3 separate regions of the Homo sapiens genome follow, and regions 1 and 3 are each linked to region 2. The links are chromatin loops, found by intact Hi-C in ENCODE. Cell type or tissue: PC-3. All regions are shown on one strand.

Evidence for each region. Hi-C counts contacts between places; a loop is a spot of excess contacts. Peaks named below come from ENCODE experiments on the same cell type or tissue, not always from the same donor. Only the 100,000 strongest peaks of a DNase experiment are listed, where the experiment ranks them.
Region 1: a loop joins it to region 2, with 5 times the contacts of the local background. A loop is called at or near these places in 8 of 110 quality-filtered maps.
Region 3: a loop joins it to region 2, with 5 times the contacts of the local background. A loop is called at or near these places in 5 of 110 quality-filtered maps.

What each region holds. Positions count from the first base shown.
Region 1 is chr14:37,168,499-37,176,498 of GRCh38, reverse strand. SLC25A21 (solute carrier family 25 member 21) reads left to right here and starts at 3,893. Exons shown (of 10, transcript NM_030631.4): 1 at 3,893-4,218. The coding sequence starts at 4,149. It overlaps SLC25A21-AS1 (SLC25A21 antisense RNA 1), which reads right to left and starts at 4,473. Exons shown (of 1, transcript NR_033240.1): 1 at 2,705-4,473. RefSeq lists enhancers at 3,620-4,198, 4,199-4,778. In PC-3, a CTCF peak has its summit at 4,357; a DNase peak (open chromatin) is centred at 4,388; H3K4me3 peaks cover 2,948 bases; H3K27ac peaks cover 1,291 bases.
Region 2 is chr14:37,226,170-37,234,169 of GRCh38, reverse strand. The region is part of intron 1 of MIPOL1 (mirror-image polydactyly 1); the gene reads right to left. Among named protein-coding and RNA genes, the nearest start is that of MIPOL1, 32 kb to the right of the region's middle. In PC-3, CTCF peaks have their summits at 1,083 (motif pointing right) and 3,391 (motif pointing left); DNase peaks (open chromatin) are centred at 1,119 and 3,369.
Region 3 is chr14:36,649,009-36,657,008 of GRCh38, reverse strand. LOC105370455 (a long non-coding RNA gene) reads left to right here. Exons shown (of 2, transcript XR_943758.3): 2 at 1,551-3,217. Among named protein-coding and RNA genes, the nearest start is that of PAX9, 8.9 kb to the left of the region's middle. RefSeq lists enhancers at 112-849, 850-919, 2,326-3,064. In PC-3, CTCF peaks have their summits at 731 and 936 (motif pointing left); DNase peaks (open chromatin) are centred at 648, 948 and 3,998; H3K4me3 peaks cover 1,225 bases.

The DNA.
Region 1 (8,000 bases), 58 kb after region 2:
TGTGCCCAGCCCTTTAATTTTGACACAATCAGAAAAGAAAGTTTTTAAACAAAGGGTGGTCAGGTGTTTTTTTTTTTTTTTTCCCAAATGTTGGAAAGTTAAATAAAATGATATCAGAGAAGTGACCTCTGGAACACTTGGCGATGTCTGGAGACATTTTTGGTGATCATAATCGGGAGGGAGTTGTTACTGGCATCTATTGGACTGAGGTCAGGGACGCTGCTAAATATCCAACAATGCACAGAACAGCCTCCTTCAACAAAAAATTACCTGTCAACAGTTCTTTGGTCTGACTTAGAAAATTCATGCTAGCCGGGGCTCACACCCATAATCCCAACATTTTAGAAGGCCAAGGTGGGAGGATGGCTTGAGTTCAGGATTCATGATTAGCCTAGGCAACTTGGCGAAATGCCCTCACTATTAGACATTTTTTGTTTTAAATAACAACAGGCTGGGCCTGCGATCCCAGCATTTTGGGAGGCTGAGGCTGGTGGATAACTTGAGGCCAGGAGTTTGAGACCAGCTTGACCAACATGGTGAAACTCCTTCTCTACTAAAAACACAAAAATTAGCCAGGTGTGGTGTGTGCACCTGTAATCCCATATACTCAGGGGGTTGAGGAGAATCGCTTGAACCCGGGAGGCGGAGGTTAAAGTGAGCTGAGATAGTGCCATTGCACTCTAGCCTGGGCAACAGGACAAGACTCCATTTCACAAAACGGCAGCAACAACAACGACAATAAAAAACCCCCATAAATAGTAGCTTAATAATATAGCCTAATCATAGAAGGTCTAATAATAAACATAGCCTGGCCAGGCCTGGTGTGGCTTACACCTGTAATCCCAGCACTTTGGGAGGCATAGATGGGAAAATTGCTTGAGTCCAGCAGTTCCAGACCAGCCTGGGCAACATAGAAAGACCTTGTCTCTAAAAAAGATTGTTTTAAAAATTAAAACAAAACAAAAAACCATAGCCTAACAAATAGAGGGCTCCTAAATTATACTTACGTTCAAATTAATACCTTAGCCGAATACTCAGTGTTATTTTGGGGGAGTTACTTAATCTCAGTGCCAGAGTTTCCTCCTTTGTAAAACAGGAATGAGATAATGGATTACAAAATGCTTAATTAGCCCAGTTTCTGGGAGAAGGTAAAGTCAATGAATGTTGTTACTACAATTGACTAGATAGGTTGAATATGGCCTGAAGGTTGCAGATTGCTCTTTACTTTCCTAGAACCTCCCCTATTCTCCCCAAACAATCCAATTATCTTTTAATATGTTATTTCTAATCTGATATGAAACAAGAAATCAGATATCCACCCTTTTAAAAACTGGTTCTAAAATTAGTTCTAAATGGATTTCTGCATGTTGATGGCTTAGAGGCTTTCTTAACTCCTAGATTCCCAGTTATGTTCCTGAAGGGTTTTTTTAGCCACTTGACAAACGATAGGGAAGTCAATAATCATGTAATTATCAACCAAGATCAGCTAAATAAATCAATAATTTAAAGAATATAATCTTCATACTTTAGCAGTTTTGCCCCATTAGGATATCACATCACTATTCCAAATAATAATAGAACAACAATGTAATAGAGGCTAGGGAATCTGAAATAGGTCAAGTAAATATTACCATTGCTTCCCAGTACTAAATCTTCCAGCATTCCAATATTGGCCATGAGCAAATTTAGCTGCAGATAAGAATTACATTCCATTATCAGAGCGTTTAGCACAGTGAGTACTTATTGGCTCTGTATTGACTCTTGTTAACTCCCAAGCTCTAGAATGTTCTCATGCCTAGGCCCCATATCCTCTAGTATTCTAGAGGTATAGGACTGGATTATATGTGATATCAAGTCTTGCTTTTTTCACTCAAAGATATCTCTTCTAGTCTGGAGAGGTTAAAAAGAGGAAGTAACTTTTTAACAAGGATAACTGGGAGTTTTCCAACTGAATCCACAGAGCTTTTTAGAGGCTGGGTCTTAGACACAAACTTGCTCCCACCTACCATGGATAAGATCTTCAGAGGGGAAGACACTCATGGAAATAATTATGTCAAAAGATTGTCTTTAAATCTTGACCTAAAAGTATTATTGCATTTCCTGGATAACGTAGGGAAGGCAAAAATTTACTTACAAGGTGGTAGGATCTCCTCCATTAGATTGTAAGTGCCACAGGGAAGGGATTTGTAGTGATATTGTCAGTACCTAGGCAAGTGCTAACACTTAGTGAGCTCTCAGTGTAGAATCTGTTTCAGTGTGTGCACTAGGGTTTAATAGTTGTGACCAAATTTTTAAAAACTAAAAAAAAATGGAATTAATTTGTGGGGGTATTTGTGTCACAGAATGTAGTTTTTTTAGCCTGTGGTTAATATTTAAATCTACAATCCAATGCTATCAAAAGAAGGAGTCCTGTGATGGAATCCCAGCTATACTATTACGCCTAGTGTGATCTTGGAAAACTCAGCTTCTGCTTTGAAAAATGAGGAAAACATTTTCTATGAGCTCTGAAATTCTGTTTCTATACCTAGTATATAACAGGTTCTCAATATTTGTTGAATAAGTGATTCTATATTGCACTCAAGATTCCCTATTTAATTAGTAAAAAGTCTGAAAGATATTGCTCAAAAGCCTTTATCAAGTTAGCAAAATTTCTGAAAACTATTTCTTGGTAAACATTTTCAAACTTAGCAGTTTTAATCAAATATTTAATGAAATGAAAAACTTTATTTTTGTATATCTGATCACATAAGCAGCAAGTCTCCCCAATTCCTCAAGCACTTTAAATAATTTTGCCATATATCACTGATCAACTTTTAATGACTCAGCCTAAGAAATAAAAAATCAAGTATGAAACCAAATTATTGTACTTTGTACATTTGATTAGAAACCACATAAATTGAACCATACTAAATTGCTGATATTCAACGGTTTTTGACCTCCAAAAATGGCAATTTTTACATGGCTCACACTAAATATATTTAGCAATAAATAATGTGTTTTAAGAAATATTACAATAGGGCTTCTAAAGCCTCCCAATTCTCTCTTTTACTCTTATCATCTCCTGTCTGTTAGGGGTGTGGCAGGTATTTTTGGAAAATTTCACAATCTTATATCTCTCCTACATAACACAGGCAACTTGTAGTTTTAAAAGAGTATAAATTAGTAGTTTTGTTTTGGTAACTATCCTAAGGGGCTAGTAAGAATAATCAAACATTTTATTGAGAGAATATACTGTTAAGTTCCTTAATGTTCCTCAATTGTTTAAGTCAGTGGTTCACAACCTTTAAAGTTCATGACAATCAACAGAGAACTCGTTTCTGGGCCCTATCCCCAGAGATTCTGATTCCGTTTAGGTCGGGGTGGGACCCACGAATTTGACTTCCTAACACATTCACAAATTATGCTGATGCTGTGGGTACTAAAACCACTTTTAAGAACCACTGACCTGGGTATAGAAGAAACTATTTGTAACCAGGCTTTTTCTTCTTTTGGTCCTTAGGTAAATAAAACTCAAGTTGATGAGGTATGATTTTACCTTAAATCAAAACCATTTTTGGTAAAGTACTACCTTAGCTCTATTGTAAGGTAAGTGTAAATTAGATTTGCTTTGACTTAGTTGCTACAGACCACAATTATAGGACAACTAACTGAGGAATTTATTCACTTGTCCCTTCTTTTGAACCTCACTGTGCTCTGGCTTGCCAGGAGGTGCAAGTGTCGTCCCCGCTTTGTACTTGGCGCTCCAGGCCTGGGTCACTTCACTTGAGTTATCAGAGGCAACCGTCTAGTTTGACAAACTACCGGAGGCTCCTGATAGAGAAGGGCGTGGGCGCCAATCTAGGAGACAAAGCCTGAGCCGCTGCGGTGAGCCAACCCAAACCCATCCGCGGGTCTTCTTTCCAGAGACATTTTCGGAGCCGAGGGCGCCTCTGCGAGAGCGCTGCGAACAGGTTCCGACGCGCCGGAGATCGCGCGACGAATCTGCGCCTCGAACCCTCGCTTTCCAGCAGTCGCCGGATTGCTGCTCCACAGGGAGCCAACGCGCTTGAGGACCAGCCCAGCCGGGGCTCTCTGGATCAGTAGGCTGTGCAGGCTGCGAGCTCGTTGACGCATCTCAGCCCACTCCCTTGTCCTCCCGCCTGGCGAAGATGTCCGCCAAGCCTGAAGTCAGCTTAGTGCGCGAGGCTTCTCGGCAGATCGTGGCCGGTGGTTCTGCAGGTAAGGACAGCCCGCCCTGCCCCGCCGGAGGCTAGTCGCTTTCCCCACCGCGTGTCCTGAAACCGTTGCCCAGACAGGTCTCCTTACTGAAGTTCTGCCCTCTTCCTCAAAATTCAGCGCTCCCGGAGCAGTGCTTGAGCCCCTAGAGGCGCGAGAGCAGAGGAGGCCGGGAGTTGATTGCGAGTAGTGGGTGCCCCAAGTAAAGTTGCCTCGGCGTCCGCGCCGGCCGCTCTCGGGTTCCCGGCATTGTCCGTTCCTAGCCTGTAAAGCAAGTGGCAGAGCCCCAAGGGCAGCGACTTTGAGGCGGTCTTTTTGCCTTGCTACCTATTTTACTTGAAAATGATCCAGTTCGGTCTGACTTAGTTTTATCAATTGTAGAGTCTTTCTTCAAGCTCGCTCAGGTCTTACATAAATCCTGCATTCCTCATCAAAGTACTTACAGGACTCCACAGGACTTCTTATTGCATACTGTGCTTGCTTGGGGATATTCGTGCCTTAAATAAGGATATTAAAATTAAATGCATATGTAACACACATAAACACCTTTGATATAATGGGCTCACGTTAATTTATAGAGTTATGCTGTGGGGAAAAAATAAACCTTTAGAAAAAAATGTTGTAATTAATCTTAGAAATACTTTTAAATGTAGCTGGAGAAAGTTACTAACCACGACATGTGTTATGTGCAAGTATTTTAAAGCTATTTTAAAATATAAATTATGATTTGGTTTAAAATTTTATCTTACAGTCATGCATTTTTATTATAAATATATAATTAAAATAATTGCCATAATTGGCTCATAACCAGAAAACATTTTATAAATCTAGCCATTCTTTCAATAAATTATAGTAACTCTAATAAATCCTGTTAAGGCAATGACTAGAAAATGTTTAATGTTTAACTTCGACTAGTAAAAGTTTCTGTATTTTCAAACAAATTTGGACTTTTTGTAAGGGATTACTGCAAATTATGACTGGTTATCATTATGTCATGATCTACTTGCATCTCAGGAGTAACGTAAGCAGCCACGTGTCACTTACAATCTGTACACTTTCTTAAAGATGGTATTTCATCAATATCACATTAGAGCCATTCATTGCTTACAGGAAATTGTAAAATCTTTCCCCTCCCCTCCCCACCCCTCCCCTCCCCTCCCCTCCCCTCCCCCCTTTTTCTTTTCGATGGAGTCTCTCTCTGTTGCCCAGACTGGAAGGCACCGGAGCTGGATTGCCATGGCGCGATCTCGGCTCGCTGCTCCAACTCCCGGGTTCAAGCAATCCTCCCATCTCAGCCTCCTGAGTAGCTGGAATTACCGATGCGCATCACCATGCCGGCTATTTTTTTTTTTAATTTTTTTTGTAGAGACGGGCTTTCGCCATGTTGCCCAGGCTGGTCTCAACCTCCCGGGCTCAAGTGATCCTCTCACTGCAGCTTCCAGAGTAGCTGGGACTACAGGAGCCCACCACCATGCCCGGCTAGTTTTTTGGGGAGGTGGGGGAAGGGGATTTTTTTTTTTGTAGAGTCAGGGTTTCACCATGTTGTCCAGGCTGGTCTCCAACGCCTGGGTTCAAGCAATCTGACCCCCTTGACCTCCCAAAGTGGTGGGACTACAGGCGTGAGCCACCACCCGTTATTATAATTGCAGTGGCCCCACTGCTTGCTCTTTCAGTTTTCCAATTGTGATGATGAATTTGCACCAATTTATTTACCATTTTTGGTCAAATTCCGCAATGCCTAAGGTTCTGTCTTCTGTACCTGACTCGTTGATTTGTAGTCTATGACCCTGATGAAAGAAAACTCAGCTAGTCCAAAGAGAAAGTGAGGCCAATTGATTAACATCCTAAGCTAAGACTGATGACTCATAAGCACCTGTATGCTAATTTATATGATCATACTATGTATTAGGCACAGCTAAACTCAAAGAATGTTAAAAGTAGATCATACTCGGCCAGGCACGGTGTCTTACGCCTGTAATCCCAGGACTTTGTGAGGCGGAGGCAGGCGGATCACCAGGTCAAGAGATCGAGACCATCCTCCCCAACATGGTGAAACCCCGTTTCTACTAAAAATACAAAAATCAGCTGGGCTTGGTGGTGTCCGGCTACAGTCCCAGCTACTTGGGAGGCTGAGGCAGGAGAATCGCTTGAACCCAGGAGGCGGAGGTTGCAGTGAGCCGAGATCGTGCCACTGCACTCCAACCTGGCGACAGAGCGAGACTCGGTCTCAAAAAAAAAAAGTAGATCAAACTCTGATCCTACTTATGCTGTTTTGTTGAGTGATAAGTATTTGGCATAAATATGTGTGATTCCATCATATATTCTTATAAATGTAACTAATATAAATGCAAATTAGGATATTTATAAGATAAAAAATAGCATAGTTGATTTATATAGTTAATACTATGGAGTTATTAATAAATGATTAGAGTAACTTATACTTTCATAATAGTAAAAAAGAATTATATTTTCTTTTACTTGGCCAAAAACATTTTCATAAAACTTTATCTTTATTGCACTGTAGTACATGTGGGCTAATCATATTATATATACTTGGTCAAGGGCCAGATAGAAATCAATACACAAGAGAGGAAGAATTTTAATAAAAACAAAATAGATTTGAATCTCTGGCACTGGAGTTCTAATCACTGGTATTGTCCATGAATACAACACTTCTGTGTGTGTGTGTGTGTGTGTGTGTGTTATGACCTTTTGTTTGTAAAGGCCAAAGATACATTCTGGCTTTCTTAGGTGAAAAAGAAAAGAAACTGGGAGGTTTATTGGAGAGATACCAGGGTATCTCGTGGAATTCAAGGTCTGGGATGCATTCCTGGAACAAACTGGAATAAGGGGCTGGAGTGCTGAGGATAACTCAGGAAGTGAAGTCTCTCCATCTCTTCTCTTTTAGTAGTCAAGTGTTCCTAAGGCAGCAGGGAGGCAGGTAATAATAGGGCCACAAGTATTACTACTACACCTTTCGGGATGGCTTGCAAGACTTCCACAGACACTCGCCTAGTAAGGAGTAAGCAGGCCCAAATGCAGTCAGATAGTTTATTAGTTATACAGACAGCAAAAGCAAGACATCATGGTGCCAGCTCCCTGTGCCCATAGCACCACAGTCAGCACTGAACAGAAGAGACCAGAGGATAGGTGGGATGAGTGGGTCACTCTGCTGTTAAGGATCTACCTCTAAACCACAGCCACGTAGTTTTATAGACTTAATGTTGAGATCTGCAGCTGTAACCTACATGGGGGTAAGGTGGAAAGTCTTGCGTTCAACTGAAACTAGGGAGAGGGATGAGAAGCGGCCGTGTGGCAGTCTTCCACAAGATAGCAGCTCCTCCCCAGGCTGCTTATCTACCCTTTCACTTGGAGAAATCACAGGGCATTCTGCCAAGACTCAGGCCAGATTATGGTCTAACCTTGCCTGCTTGGTCTATGTGAAGATATAAGGTTGTCAGAGTGCCACACTGTGAAGCTATTTCCTTGTGTTCCCCTGGTGTCCTCCTCAGTCCTCTTTCTCACAGTTGACTGCTGGGTTTTTTGTTGTTGTTGTTCTTTAGTCTGTGTATCAGAATGTGATCCCCAAGACTTCTTTTTCCTGGAGAGAGTGAGAGACTAACTTGCTTTTTTTTTCGGTTCTAGTCCAAAATCCTGGGGAAAGACTAAAAATAACCCAGCATTAGTAGGGGCCCACCTCTGTACCAATCAACTGTAGCTAATCCCTATGCAGATTGGTGGGGCGGGTGAGGTGGGGAACCTCAGGGGAGATTATTTTCCAGAGA
Region 2 (8,000 bases):
ATTCTGATTGAAGAATAAACCTGAGCAAACTTTCTACCCGATGGGTGCCAAAACCATTGTACCCAGATCAGCTGCAGACAACAGCAGAGCTTTCAATGGAAATTTTAAATAAGTAGGATCAAGATCCTGAAGCATTTCTTTGAAGACTGTAACAGAGATAAACATGGTTTTATACCAGTATGATCCTGAAGACCAAGTCCAACCAAAGCAATGGCTACCAAAAAGTGAAAGTGGTCCAGTCAAAGCAAAAGTGGACTGGTCAAGAGCAAAGGCCATGGCAACAGTTTTTTAAGATGTTCGAGGCATTTTGATTGTTGACTTTCTAGAAGGCCAAAGAATGATAACATCTGCTTATTATGAAAGTGTTTTGAGAAAGTTAGCTAAAGCTTTAGCAGAAAAATGCCTAGAAAAGCTTCACCAGAGAGGCCTCCTCCCCCACAGCAATGCTCCTGCTCATTCCTCTCATCAAACAAGGGCAATTTTGTGAGAGTTCTGATGGGAAATCATTAAGTATTCACCTTATAGTCCTGATTTGGCTCCTTCTGACTTCTTTGTGTTTCCTAATCTTAAAAAATCTGTAAAAGGCATTCATTTTTCGTCAGCTAATGATGTAAAAATGACCGCACTGACATGGTTAAATTCCTAGGACCCTCAGTTCTTTAGGGATGGACTAAATGGCTGGTATCATTACCAACAAAAGTGTCCTGAACTTGATGACACTTATGTTGAGAAATAAAGTTTATATTTTTTATCTTTTAATTCCATTTTTCCATAAACTTTTTGAAGCCTCCACATATAGAATAAACTTTTTGAAAAAGTTAAAGGTTTCTGAAAAAATATGAAAGTTAAATACAGCCAACTGACTTCTTCTTGGGGCCAATTTATATTTAAATTGCACTCAGGCCACAAGTACCTGATGTTAACCTAACCTTTGTAGTGTCTGTATTACAAACACTGGCCCCAACAATCAAAGAATGACTGGAAATTTTAGGGAGTATTGAATTACTGAATCAAGCCCAAATGGTGTTTTCAGTAGCATTTCATCACAATAAAATACACGTGTTACCCCAAATAGTGACACTAGAGGGTGCTCTCTTCCAAAAGACTGGTCAAGACTGGCATCAATTTAAAAAGATGAAGCCATACATGCATGGAGTGGATGCCTCACTAAGCTGATGAAACAGTATACACCTCAGCTACACTGGAGAAGACTTATATACTCACTTAGGATGACTACTGAATAGTTTAATCACTGTATAATCTGGGAATTTTAGAGTGGCCAGATTTTAATCTTTCTGCCTTGGCAGCATGATATAGCAATGGGATTGCAGGTTCATTAAAAGAAGTAAATGAAAATCAAATTTGCTTGATCTCCAGAATTAGAAAATATGTTGGCAGGCTGATTTAAAGGCCCCAACTGACATGATACTTATGAAAAATTGAGGAAAAAAAGTGAATTTGGTCTTAGAAAAGTGACACATGCAAGTAAATGCCTCCATCAATACTATAAAAAGGTACAAGTATTGCTGAAAGAGAAGAACAAATAATAGTCAAAATGGTAAGAGGATATTAAAAGGTACAAGTATGTGTTGACAGAAGAGGAAAAAGAATAGTCAGAAGGGTAAGATGACATTAGAAGACTTGTGAAGAGATATAGTTGCAATTTCCATTTTCCCATTGGATGGCTCAAGTCCTGGTGATCATTGGAATACTAGTATGTTTCTCCTTTTATATAAAATATTGAGAAAAAATGTGAGACAAATTATAAAAAGATGACTGAACATGTGTAGCAAGATACTAATAAGGGACAGAGAGTACACTGTGAAGAAAACAGTTAAGCTGATCTATACCTTAACCAAAACTCCTTATAAACCCTGATGTATAAAATTTATTAGCTGAGTGATAATTCTTCAATTAGTAACTTCTTTTATAACTTCTATTTTCTAGGTATTACTTGTATTCACAGTGTGTCTTTATAACATTGTATACTATAAAACAGTATACATTAGGTACACTGCAGAAGTCAAGCATGATTTATATGCCAAACAATAATAAAATATTTTTTATTTTTTATTTTAATTTTTTTTAGAGACAGTGTTTGGCTCTGTCATCCAGGCTGGAGTGCAGTGGTGTGGTCATAGCTCACTGCAGCCTCAAATTCCTGGGCTCAAGTGATCCTCCCACCTCAGCCTCCTGAGTAGCTTAGACTACAGGCACATACCACCATATCCGGCTACTTTTGTAAAATTTTTTGTAGAGATACGATCTCCCTATGTTGCCCAGGCTGTTCTTTAACTCCTGGCCTCAAACGAGGCTCCCACCTCAGCCTCCTAAAGTGCTAGGATAACAGGTGCGAGCCACTACTCCCGGCCTGTAGGGCTTTTATTCAGTTTTCTCACACCTCTTTGATAGTAATTTTTTTTTAGTGATTAACCTTTACTGATTGTTCCAAAACATTCATCTTAGTTTTCCTAGAGAGAATGCTTTTTATAATGAAATTTCCATTAGCTTACTTTAATATAATTATATAATTATGATCACAGATACAATTAGCATAAACAGGTTTGAGAACAAACACACCTGATACTACTTTTTAAGTAGAGAAATCAACTGGTAAATGCAGAAGTATCTACAAGACATTCATCTATTAGCCTTAGTATCAAGCACACCATAGAAATCAGTCAGTATGTTAATATCAGTGGGAATGCAGAACTTCCATTATTTTGGCAAATCATTGAGTGCAAGCCATTTAAAATAATTTCAACTGTATATTGAAAATATTAGCTGGGCACAGTGGCTCATGCCTGTAATCCCAGCACTTTGGAAGGCCAAAGCAGGAGTCCTGCTTGAGGCCAGGAGTTTGAGACCAGCCTGGGAAACACAGGGAGAATCCATCTCTATGAAAAATAAAAACATTAGCTGGGCATGGTGGTGAGTGCCTGTAGTCCTAATTACTCCAGAGGCTAAGGTGGGAGGATCGCTTGAAACCAGGAGTTTGAGGCTGCAGTGATCACACCACTGCACTCCAGCCTGGGCGATACAGCAAGACCTTGTCTCAAAAATAATAATAATAATACTAATAAAATCTTTTACATTTTCTTGGTCATTAGAGTACTGACTCAAAGTGTAAGGACAGACCAATAAAAACTCACTAACTCCACCAATCAACTGTACACATTCTCCACAGATAACCGGAAAATAACATATAGATAGATAGATAGAGATATATGGAATAAAATTATATTTTGCCTCTAGTTACATAATGAATAGGTAAAATATTGAATTGTACTACATATTGGTTTACTTAAGTTTAATATTATTATCTCATCGGCTGCATTCCCTTGTTTGCCATGCAGTAGCACAATATCATTAGTATACAGCGCCACCTACTGGAGAAATAGACTCACTTTGCAAAGCTTATATATCAGTCCTTTTTATTAATTTTGCAGTAAACCTAACAAAACTGACTTTTAGAAAACCCAGCTTTTCATCTATAACATGTAATTACCCACATTTTTCCTAACCAAGATTCTGACCAAAATTTCTCATTTGATAAGTAATATTTATGAATACTTGGGATTTCTTCAACATCTTATAAAATTTTCCCATAGGAAAAAGAAAAGTGGCAGCTGATTTCTCCAAGGAAAAACTTAGTATTCACGCTGTCCCTTTAAGGAAGATGATAAAATATACAAAGCTACTCCACAAGATAGAGATATGGAGCAACACCCTGCAAGCATCACTGTAAAACTCTCTTCAAAGTTCCACTGGTCACAATAACAAACAGCTAGAGACATATACAAAAGCAGAAGCAGCGTTTCTCAACACTTTGTTGACCTTTTCCTATTAATAAATAACATAGCAAAACTTTTTTTATTTCTTAAAAATTCGGTGAAAATTTTTAGTCCTGTTAGAGCAGGTTTAAGATTATCAAAATTCACCTCTTAATAATGATTTTTAAATGCATATTTATGTATCTTGACAAGTCACAATTGTACATATTTATGCACAACATGTTGTTTTGAAATATACATTGTGGAATGGGTGCATCAAGCTAATTAACATATGCATTATCTCACATGTCTTTTTTGTGGTGAAAACACAAAATCTACTCTCTTAGCAATTTTTAAGAATATAATACATTGTTATTAACTGTAGTCACCATGTTTTACAATAGCTCTCTTGAACTTATTCCTCCTGTCAAACCGAAATTTTGTCTCCTTTGACCAACATCTCCCCAATCACTCCCATCCCCAACCTTTAGCCCCTGATAACCATCATCTTCCTATTTCTAAATCCAACTTTTTTAGATTCTACATATAAATGAGACCATGCAGTCTTTTTGTAACATATATAGTTTTAATGTAAAAATATTTTAATCCTTAATGTAACTAAACTTTGAGTCAAACCCCATTTTTGAATCATGACAAAAAGTATGTAAATTTAATTTAATAAAAGCCCCTAAAATCAATCACCAGCATAAAGAGGTATATAATCAGTAGTGACCGTAACAGATTTTTCCTCCTAATAGTTTTATTTCTACATCGCTGCATAAACTCAATATGGAATTTAAGTATATATCTCTTCATGTTGTTGACTTAATTTAATAATGTTAATTGGTCTGCTACTCTGTAATGTTAATTCATATAACCAATGGGCTTTTTGGGTTTTGTTTTGTTTTTTGGTTAGTTTAGTCTTAGTGGCAAAAATGAATAATGGGCTTGGCTGGGTGCAGTGGCTCACACCTGTAATCCCAGCACTCTAGGAGGCCAAAGGCAGATAGATCACTTGAATCCAGGAGTTTGAGACCAGCATAAGCAATATGGCAAAATCTCGTCTCTACAAAAAATACTAGCTGGGTGTGGTAGCACACGCATGTAGTCCCAGCTACTTGGGGGCTGCAGTAAGAGATCACTTGAGCCAGGGAGGAGGTTACAGTGAGCTGAGATCACACCACTGCAGTCTAGCCTGGGCAACAGAGTGAGACCCCGTCTCAAACACATACACACACAAATTAATCTTTTAATAATATTTATAAATTTAACAATGCACTCATTCATGTCTCTAGTGCCTGTTTTGCACAATACCTAGAAAAGTATATATATGTTTAAATAAGCTATATACAGTAAAGATGTTTGATGAAATTGTTGACTTATTTTAGAAACTTTACCATTTTCAATCTATTAACTTTTCTTTATTGGTCAGGATACTTATTTTACCAAATCAAATCTATTCATTTATTTAGAGACAGGGTCTCACTATGCTGACAAGGCTGGTCTCAAACTCCTGGCCTCAAGCAATTCTCCCGCCTTGTCCTCCCAAAGTGCTGGGATTACAAGTATGAGCCACTGTGCCTGGCCACAAATTGTTTTCAGTATTTCTTCTTTTGGGTGCCTTGCAACACTAATTACACACGAAAAATGTGAAGCAAAGTATTTTTGATAAGTTGATTTTTTAATTATTGTTTCAGACCTTTAACCCAACCTGAAGAGAGAAGATAAAGATAGTATCAGTGGTTGAAAGAAAGATAATTTGCTTCCTAAAGAAAGAACTACATTTCATAGGTAACCCAATACAAAGTTTTCTGCTATTCTCTGGGTCATGGTGCCATCATGTCACTACCATCATCCCTAGACCCTAGCAATAAACTGTTTGTTCTATTTACGAGGACAAGAAACTAAACGGTTTTTTAGGTAAGGTAAGGTTGGAGTTTTTGTCCTAAAAATGTTTTAATCAGAAGTCAGGAAGGTGTCCAGTTCCCCTTAAGACAATGAACTGCAAAAGGCTGTCAGTTCTCTTCCCCAAAATCCACCTGGAACTACTAAAAAAAAAAAAAAAAAAAAAGAAAAGAAAGAAATCATTGACCTGAGGAACCAACCAAAAACTTCAAGAAATCTGTGTCAACTGTCTTGAAATAGGGTTGGGGGCCACCTCAGGTGAAAGGTAGACACTGGTGATGCTGAAAGAATAGGTGAGAGAAAAATGTGTAATGTGTATGGTTCTTAAGTCCCTGATGTTGCCTTAGGTCAATCATTGTCTGTCCCACCAATACAGAAATCCACAGCAATAGCCCAAGCAGCAAGTGCCAAATGGTACTGTCAAGGCAGGGTAAAAATCTTGCTGGAGTAATGAAAAGAGATGAGATCTAACCATCATTTCCTCTTCTACTCTATCCCTTTCCAAATCCCCATCCTAGTTGGATTATAACCATAGCAGTTCCTATTAAATGTGCAGGAAAATCATATTTCCTAGCCTTATTTATATTTTGGTCACTTGAATTGTAGACAAAGTAGTGTGGGCAGATGTGATACAAGCGAATTTCAGGACTTACCATTAAAGGCATTCTATGAGCTCCTTTAGCCTTCTCTTCTCCCACAACAACCTTGAGAACCTTGCGATGGTGGCATCACAAGATAGAAGGAGCTTTAATCTCTAAGCCAAACTCTGTATGAGTGAAACACCAAAAATTATTTGGGTGTTATAAGTGCAAGATAGTCTCTCCTATCCTGGTACACAACTTAAAGAGATTGCCAGCCTACTTCCCTCAATGCTGACTAAAGGAGTTCCTTGTTGCAATAACAACAAATGTCAACAGTGATTCTGTGGTGCCTGAGACTCAATAACCTCCAGCTCACCCCACTTCCACTTGTGAAAATACACACACACATACACACACACAAACACACACACCACACACTTCATGTTTTAGACCTTGGATGTGTCTCTGTTCTGCTGCACCACCATTTCCAAACCCCAGATATGAGGAGAGATAGTATACAATGACTCTGTATAGGTTAAATAATTAACTACACTTAAAAAAATTCAAATTATTGAATACATGAATAGACTATACAGTGTTAATTGATCACCTCTTTGGGGGAAATGCACCATTTCATTTGAACAGCAAGCAGTCTCTAAGAAGCAGGAAAAGGCAAGAAATAGATTCTCCCTAAGAGATGCTAAAAATCCCCAGCCCTACTGCCATTTTCATTTTAGCCCAGTGAAAATTATTTCACATTACTGACCTCCAGAACCGTAAGATAATAAATTTGTGTTGTTTTAAGCCACCCAATTAGTGATTTTTTACAGCTGTTACAGCAGCAGTAGGAAACTAATACATATGCCTTATGAGTTCCCTAGCTCTCACAGCACCTCATATATTCAGAGACATTTTCAGCTTCTTACAAAACAAATTCAAAAGAGGCAGCATCACAGTCAAGAATTAACTGGACACTGAATTCTTAATAATCAGGAAGCTGCCAAAAATCTTATCTCCAAACTCCCAAGGAGTATTTCTCACACTACCCAGAAAGGAGTCCTAAGCCAGCATGTTAGCTGAAAGGTAAAACACTTTCCCTTTTTTTTTGAAATAGGATCTCACTCCACTGCCCAGGCTGGTGTGCAGTAGTGCAACCATGGCTCACTGCAGTCTTGAACTCCCAGGCTCAAGCAATCCTCCCATCTCAGCCTCCTGAGTTACTGGGACTAAAGGCATGCATGCACCACCACACCCAGTGATATGGTTTTGCTGTGTCCCCACCCAAAAGTCATCTTGAATTGTAGCTCCGATAATTCCCTCATGTTGTGGGAGGGACCCAGTGGGAGAAAATCGAATCGTGGGGGTGGTTTCCCCCATACTGTTCTCGTGGTAGTGAATAAGTCTCATGAGATCTGATGGTTCTATAAGGGGGAACCCCTATTGCTTGGCTCTCACTGTCTTCTCTTGTCTGCTGCCTTGTGAGACGTGCCTTTCATCTTCTACCATGATTGTGAGGCCTCTCCATCCACGTAGAACTGTGAGTCCACCACATGGAACTGTGAATCCATTAAACCTCTTTCTTTTGTAAATTGCCCAGTCTTGGGTGTGCCTTTATCAGCAGCATGAAAGCAGACTAATACAGCAAATTACTACCAGCAGAGTGGGGTGCTGCTGTGGATACCCAAAAATGTGGAATCAACTTTGGAACTGGGTAATACTCAGGGGTTGGAACAGTTTGCAG
Region 3 (8,000 bases), 580 kb after region 2:
AGGGGAGGCTGGGCTGATCTAGCCAGAGGGAGGGGGATTTCGTCTTGCCAGGGTTGCAGCATTAGCAGAAGTTGCGCAGCTTCGTGAGGAGGACGCAGTCCGTGGTCACTATACAGCCATCAGCTGCAGCGCTCAGGAGAGGTGCAGCTGCGTGTGGGAAAAGCAAGATTGCCGGTTCTTCAAGCACAGCTGTTTGAGACCCTGCCCTCAGGTGTCGGCCTGAGGGCTTTGGGGCTGCCTCCTTTCAAAGACCTTATTGGCCTAAATGCTGTCTGGAAAAGATAAACGAGAACCAGGCCGCGCCTCTAAACTCTGGTTTCGGGACTCACATGAAGCCCTTCGGGGGCTCCCACTGTGGTCTGAGTTATGTTGAATGCAGCTTTATTGCAAGGTCCAGGTTGCCTGCAGGCTGCCAGGCCCAGCCCGCTGTACTCTGATCAGAGCCGGACGTCTGCCCTCTAGGCCCCAAGCTTCGGCTGGGCCCGAACTGCTGACGGAGGGACCAACCCACTCTAGACCCAATTTCTGGCTTCCGAGGAGTCTGAATCAACTCGCAGGCCGGAGTCATCTTGACCGACTCGAACGTTCTCCCATTTTCAGTGACCCAGGGCTCACTCACTGCGCGTTTCCTCTAGGTGGCATGATGCCCTTGCGAGTCGCCCCCAGTCCTGTGGCGTCTGGCGAATCCTCGCACCTGAGCAGCGGACGGGGCGATAGGGGGTTGGTGCGCTGCAAAGTCGAGGAGCTGCGTTTCCAGCCTGTCGCCTTCCCCGAGTTCATCCCGCCACCCACCAGCCCCCGTGCCGACTCCGAGAGCGGAGACTGGTGTTGCACAGTCCTAGCTAATCCCTCGAAAACAGGAAGCGGAGGCTGGGAGCAGCGGGTTAGCGTCGGAGTCGCAGAAAATTTCCCGCAGTCTTCGAGTCCCCCAGCCGCCTCTCCCGGCCACCGCACCTTGTCACAGCGCCACCTATAGGAGCCAGATTAGATCGCGCACCCACTGTAGTTTTTGACAAGGTTGGGAACCGCCTTTGAAAATCCACAGAATTTCAAAGCCCGATATTTTTGGTTCCCCCTTTCAGATCCCTCTGCACCCTCAACTCTCCATTGACCCCAAGGCTCCGCATCATTCTCCACCATGCTCCAAGGGAAACCCGATCATGTCTTTTCACGATTCACCGAAAACCCATCTTCTATGCCCTACCGGGCGGATTCTCTTGCGGCCCCCAGGGGCTACTCAAGGACACTGGTTGTGAGCTGTCCTTGCGTCAGGGCGGGAGAGCTGGAGACAGCAAAGAAGCTCTGCAGGGAAGGGTGTGGGGAGTGATGGACCCATTCTTCTCCAGTTCATCCTACCATTTGTTGAGGGCTCACGTCAAACACAACAACCATACCAAGGAGGTATTATTCTAGTTCCCATTTTACAAGAGACATTAAATAAGAACACAGAAGACACTTGGACTAAGCGAAATCATATTGTTAATTAACAGGGGGAAATCTGAATTCCACCATGTCCCCATTGTTGTTCTCTCCATTTCCCTAATCTGCAGGAGCAGCTCACGCTGGAGCCCCCAAAGAAGCCCCCATACCTCAGGTGTCTACACTGAAAGTGGACACTCTTCTACCCACCTCCACACTTTAGAAGACAGAATGCCGCCCAAGGCCGGACCCAGAACCCGCAGCAAAGAGGATCTGCAACCTTGTCCTCCTCACTGCTGGCCAAGAGTCCACGCCGCGGAGGTCGCAGCTGACTAGGTGAGGGCGGGAGACTGCCTGCTCGTCTCCTCCTGGCCCCGGCTATCCAGGGCGTCGAGGTGAGGTCCGCAGCCACTCGGGCGGTGCACAACATGTTCCAGGAGTCCCGCGGCCGAGCGGCGCACAGAGGAGCAAGGAGAGGACCGGAAGAACCGTGCTCTTGGCTGCAATTTGTTTCCAAGAGTGCCAAGACATGCCCGAGACTCTCAGCGCGCTCTCAGAGCATCAACTCAAGCACCGAAAAAATCTACCTTTGCCTTCCCGGGGATTCATTCTGGGGTATGCCTGTGTGTGTTTCTTTTTAAGACCACTATAGTGGGAACAAACCAGGAGGTGCCGAGTTGCAATAAAATTAGAACCCATAATTAACACAGCTAGCTGGGCCCAAGTGGCTCGGAAGTGCACGTAGTGGAGTCAGTTGGCCTTCCTCCGCGGAGTCCGGGCTACAGTTGCGTTTTCTTTCTTTGGAATGCATCTTGGAGTCAGGATCAACTCCTTTCATTCCCTGCAAACAGCGAATAAATAAATCATTTCATTTATAAAAAACGATAACGATAAAGAGATTTCAGCGCACCCTGCGAGAGGTGGTAGTCAGGAGAAGAGAAAGCCCAAAGGTTGTTAGGTGCAGGGGTCACTTTTACTGCCTTGGGAAAATGCATTTTAGCCGCGGAATTCGTTCCGTGGGGATTGGGGGTGCGCCTCCGAGGCGGGCCCGAGGGCCAGAACTGCGAAATCCCAAGTTAGTGTTTTCAGGTTTCGGACAAAAACTGCGATCCATACGAGGACCTTACTGTTCGCATCTTGGCGGGGATCACGAAAGCTCTACAGGCCAGCAGGAACCTTGCGGCTAGCGGGGGCATTCCTGCAACCTCCTGCGCAGGGATCCTACGCCTCAGGTCTTCTTACTGGCTGGGGTTGGCCCTCCCGGGAACTGGGCAGGCTCTAATAGGCCCCTCTACCTGCAGGCTGTTTGCTCCAAGAGGCGGATTTGTGGGGTCCAGGGCGAACCCTTTCCTCTTCCCTTTGCCAGTCAGTGCTCCTCCTGCCTAAAAATTTTACCCTCACCAGGACCAACGAAAGAGCTGACCTCTTACCTCCTCCACAGCGGCTGTGGCTTTCTAGACAAGCTGCGTGTCTGAGCCACTGGGAGAACAGAGTATAACCACCTCTCCATGGACACGATTGGAAGGCAGTTCTAGGAAAATTGTTAAAGGACCCAACAATGTTTTCAATGGACACACAGAGGCTAAGGAAGAGAAATGTAAAAATGAAATAAATATAATTTCAAAAGTGTTTAACTCTTTAATAAGCCAGGAGGGGTAAAACACAGTACCATCTTTGCAGAGTAAACCAATTTTGCCAGCAGGTACAAACTGTTGTGTTTTTTTCTAACGAGAGAGGGGGGGAAAAGGCTGCTTGCATATGATTCACATTTTTCATCAATAAAATGTTTTTAAATTAATATGAATTAGCCCATTTTTTTTGGTGGGGGCGGGAATCAAGCAAGTGTTGCTGGTTTTCTTCAACAGATGCACTGTCCTTTGCACAGAGGTAAAAAATAATTTGTAAAGTGTTGTTTATTCAGTGAAGCTACCTACACATTTTTAAATCTTAAAGATGTTTAAGTTCATAATGTCATTGCGTAATCCATTTTGGTAGTGCATTTAATAAAAATCATATTACTGGCAGGACATTTAATAAAAATCAGACTAATTAGCAAGGAAGGGCATAGTAGACAAAAAGGACAAAGAAATCTCTTGAGCAGAAAATTTAGAAAAATAAAGAAGGGTTTTTAGACAATACTAATCCTTCGTGTATTGTTCCAATTCCTACAGTTCTGTTTACTGCAGTTCTTACGCATTAAAGTGCTACAGTTTGGGTTCTGTTTCTATGCCATATTCAGACTGTAAATTTAATGGCTGCAGGGGGGAGAGGAAGGATTGCAAAACCAGAGATTAGCACCAGAAATGCTGGACCAGTGTCCTATGCATGATGCAGCCATACCACTGAGGCTACCATTCTTGTCAGACTCCTAGGGTGGATATAGAGGATTGGGGAAGAAGGCTAGTTCTATTTCCTGCAGGATCAAAATGCCAGCCCAATACATTGGCTGACCAGTGAGCCACTCCTTAGAAGGATAGAAAACCAAGGTCATGGCCACAGGGGACCTTTGAAAAGCCCCATATCACCTTCCTGCAGGACCAGAGGTGTGAATCTGATGTTCTGGCAAGCTGACAACACAGATTCCCTTAGCAGTTTTTATTGCCTGAGTGATTCATATTCAATTCCTCTGGGATTGAGTTCTGCCCTGCCACATGTTTCCATTCTTGGAGACACCCCTTTCACTAGGAAAAGAAATAATGATCCCATTACTCCATGTAAAAAACCTTCATAATGCCAGTTTAAGGCTAAAAATTAAATCCCTGAAAGTCAGAACATAGAAAAGTCAAAATTCTTTTAGTCTGTCCAAATCACCCTGCTTCCCAGGCTGTATAATGCATGGTACATTTACAAGCCTCCCCAGCAAAGCCAACAACCAGTTCCAGCAACCAGGCACTGCTGCTGCTGTGTTTTAAAGGGGAAATGCTGGAGCACCACCTGACTGGGCAGATTTTCCATTTGCAGTTTGAATGTTTCATGCCAGTAGATTTTAGCACTTTCTTGCTAGATGAAAGTACTATACTGCATGCATTGGCAAATGGATTTAAAACTTAAAGAAAGCAAATTAACTTATAGGTAACCAAAAGCAATTCAAAACAAGAGAGAGACACCGTAAATACCTCGAAGATTTTCCAGGTACCTAAAACTCTCTAAATCCAGCTGTAGCATTCTAGATCAGTGCTATACATTTCTCCAACTCTGATACAAAATGAAGTTCTTCAATGGTAATTGATGTAAGTAGGTATATTTTCTTCAACCCTTCCCCAATTTTTATTTTAGAATTTAACATTTATCCATCCAGTTTTCCCAAGAGGAAAAAATACAGTCAGTAGAAAGATGTGTTATTTAAATTGTATTCTGAAAATTCAGACATAGCTCATATAAGGATTATAACTTCCAGAAAAAGTCTTCCCTACCTCTTCTTTCAATTTTAAAGTAGCTAAAAGTATGAGTTTTCTTTTACAACCAGACTTATCTATAATATTTTGGCTGTGAAACAAAATTACTTAAGACTTTCTGTTTCTCTTACATCAAAGCGTATATATATATACACACACATATACACACACACACAGAAAACAGAGGGTTAACCTGGTAGAGTTGTGTGTAAGTTGAGCCATGGCTTCTGGCCACAACATGCACATGATCTGTGTGTTTCATCATGTAACTGCTAAGGCACATGAGGGTTTTGGGGGATAAAGGTATTAGGTACATAGGAGACATCATTATTTCTATTAGAGCAATTAGTCTCATGGAGAAATATATACCCTTAGGGCAAAATATACATTGAGTTTTGTAAAAGGAATGAATAACATACACTTGGATATCACTACATAAAAGCTGCACTTTTTTTCCTCTATAGGAACATTTTTTGTGTCAATAAAAATGATGAAGGCAAAGCTAGGCAGCCTGGACGTGTCACCAGAACTCAAGGCATAATTTGGGATTTCACAACTCTATCACCCAGCTGTCCAAAAAAAATCCCAAACATATATTTTAAAGCCCTCCTGAAGACATGCTTCTCATTATACAGCTAAGCCTCAATTAACCAGATAACTCAGGAAAGTATTTGAAGGAGGACATGGTGTCTCGTGAACATTTTCTAATGTCTTTGAACAAAACAGAATATAAGAAAAGGAAGTGTGTGCATGATGTACTGTCCCTTATGATTTTTTGACATGAAAAACACTTTAGAAATCAACTCAGGTCATTTCCATGCCTTCCCCAGAATATAGTATAAGAGGGGTAGTTCAGAAAGGTGAATCCAAATGGATGCTTCTTTGATAACCACAACTTTCTGGTAAATATAATACTTAGGTAGAGCAGAATGGGGATCATTATATATTACTGTGACAACAGTGAAAATCAAGATAGAGAGTCTGAATAGCTGGTTCTTGGGTGAAGAACAGTATTTTGAGAAGGAAGATGAAAAGGGGAGAGGGAATTGTTTTTGTCAAAGATTAAAGAGAAGACATTTTTTCTCCCTTACCTTACTCCACTCCCACCACTCCAGGCATCTAGGGAAACCCAAATGAATGCTGGGATTAATAGCAGAGGGATATAAACATTGTAAATTAAATTCACTGCTATTTTTGCTACAACAAATATTGCCAACAAGTTTGCATATATATGTGTGTCACAATACATTTAATCAATTCATTTATAAGAAAAATTTGTCAACTTATCTCTGAAGATAACCCACAGTATGAGATTTTCAGAAACATGTCAAGCTCAAAGGACTGAATTTAGACCCCTTATTTGCTTCTTAAGTCTGCTAAAGATATGTGTTCAGCCTATGGGCTGCATTGTAGGTCCATAGGCCCTTTCTTCCCTGTCCTCCCTGGAAGTCAGTACTGACTTGGGGAAACACAAAGTCTTTATTTTGATGCATATTATCACTTGTGTCTGAGAACCTGGCATTAAGAAACGGTAATGAAAATTACTGCAAACTGTACCAGCCAACTAGAGAAAGTTATGGACACTAGGAGAGTTTGCTTTTTATAGTACTTTATCCAATACTTCTCTCTTCCCTTAGCTTCATCCCTATTCCTTTCTCTGAGATTCTTTCTCTCTTTCTTTTTCTTTCTTTCTTTCTTTTTCTTTCTCTCTTTCTTTTTCTTTCTCTCTCTTTCTTCTCTCTCTCTCACCCCCCTCACACACACACACTCTGCACCCATACACTCCCTAGAAGAAAGCAGCATTTTACATAAGATTTTGGTTTTTAAAATGTTGTTTTCTCATTAAAATTCCATGAAATACTTGAAAGCACACCAGGAAACTAAGCATAACATTACCAAGAAGAGTTCCAGCGAGGTCCTAAAGAGTTAGCTTTCTTCATCTAGATTCCTAAACCCATCATAAATGCATATATGCCTGGATCAATCTTGGAGCTTATATTTTAAACAATCCGTGAAAAAGTATATCCAGACTTTTACATGTTTTGGAGAAATCACCATGCAGCTAACACAAAGTCAACCTTTGCCATCTGTACTTGCTCACAAATCCCCAAAAGCAGGTAGATTGGCCTTAGCTACACAGCATTAAGGAAACACGAGCTTCAGCCAATCCAAAGTGGAGTTTGGAGCGATGAGAAGCCACTCAAAGTTATCAGTGTTCTGTGGCTGTTCTCTGATCCATGGTTTAAGTCCACTCATACAGTTGGACCAGAAATGATGATTTTGACAAACTCCAGTTTATCTCCTGGAGCTTTCTTGGAACATCAGTTTGGGTTATTTTCTGTAGTATAGTTGTACGTGCCAATCTCAGGGCAGCTGCCTTTCTTTAAGCTCATGACTGAGGGTGGCAAGAGGTAGTGATTAGTCATCTAACCTCTCAATAGCTGTAAATACTAATTGAATATTTTGAACAACTCTTCAGGTCACATGACAACATGTGGCCATTTGCTTCTTAGACTTCTATTGCATAGCTCGGGGAGCAAATATTCTTTAATAATTGTTAAATATATCTTACAAATCTTCCAAAGAGGAAAAAGTCTCCATCCAAAATTAAACACAGGTTATGTGCTAAAAATGGGCAGTTGGAACTAAAACATAGCTGTTATTATCTTTTCTACAATAACATTTACACACTATTAACTTTTCTGCAATAACGGAACATTAAAGAATAAAATGTAAATTTTACTGCTTTATTTGCAGGGATGAAGGTCAGAGTGTCAAATTGCAGATTTTGGATCCTCAATAATGGGCCGCTGTATTTAACCTCTTCAACTTCTTTTCTCCACTTATAAGAAGGAACAAAATAAAATGTTTTGTGGAAGTTTATATTGAAATGAGGTCAGGTAAACTAATGACTGCTTGGTATTTTATGACAAGTTTTATAACCTTGGAGTTGCCATAACTTTCAAACGATCATCAATAAAGTTTTATTGCAAAAGGGTCGCCATGTGTCTGAATGCTTTTGCACATAGTAAAGCTATGCTGCCCCATTGTCGTAGCTCACCAGCCCCTTTTCACCCCAGCCATAAAGTCCTCTTCTTTTTTATTGGAGGTTGAAAAGTCCTCGGGTCTGCTCTCCTCCATCAAGTTGGCAATGTGGGAACAACACAGAAATTAAACTACATGATT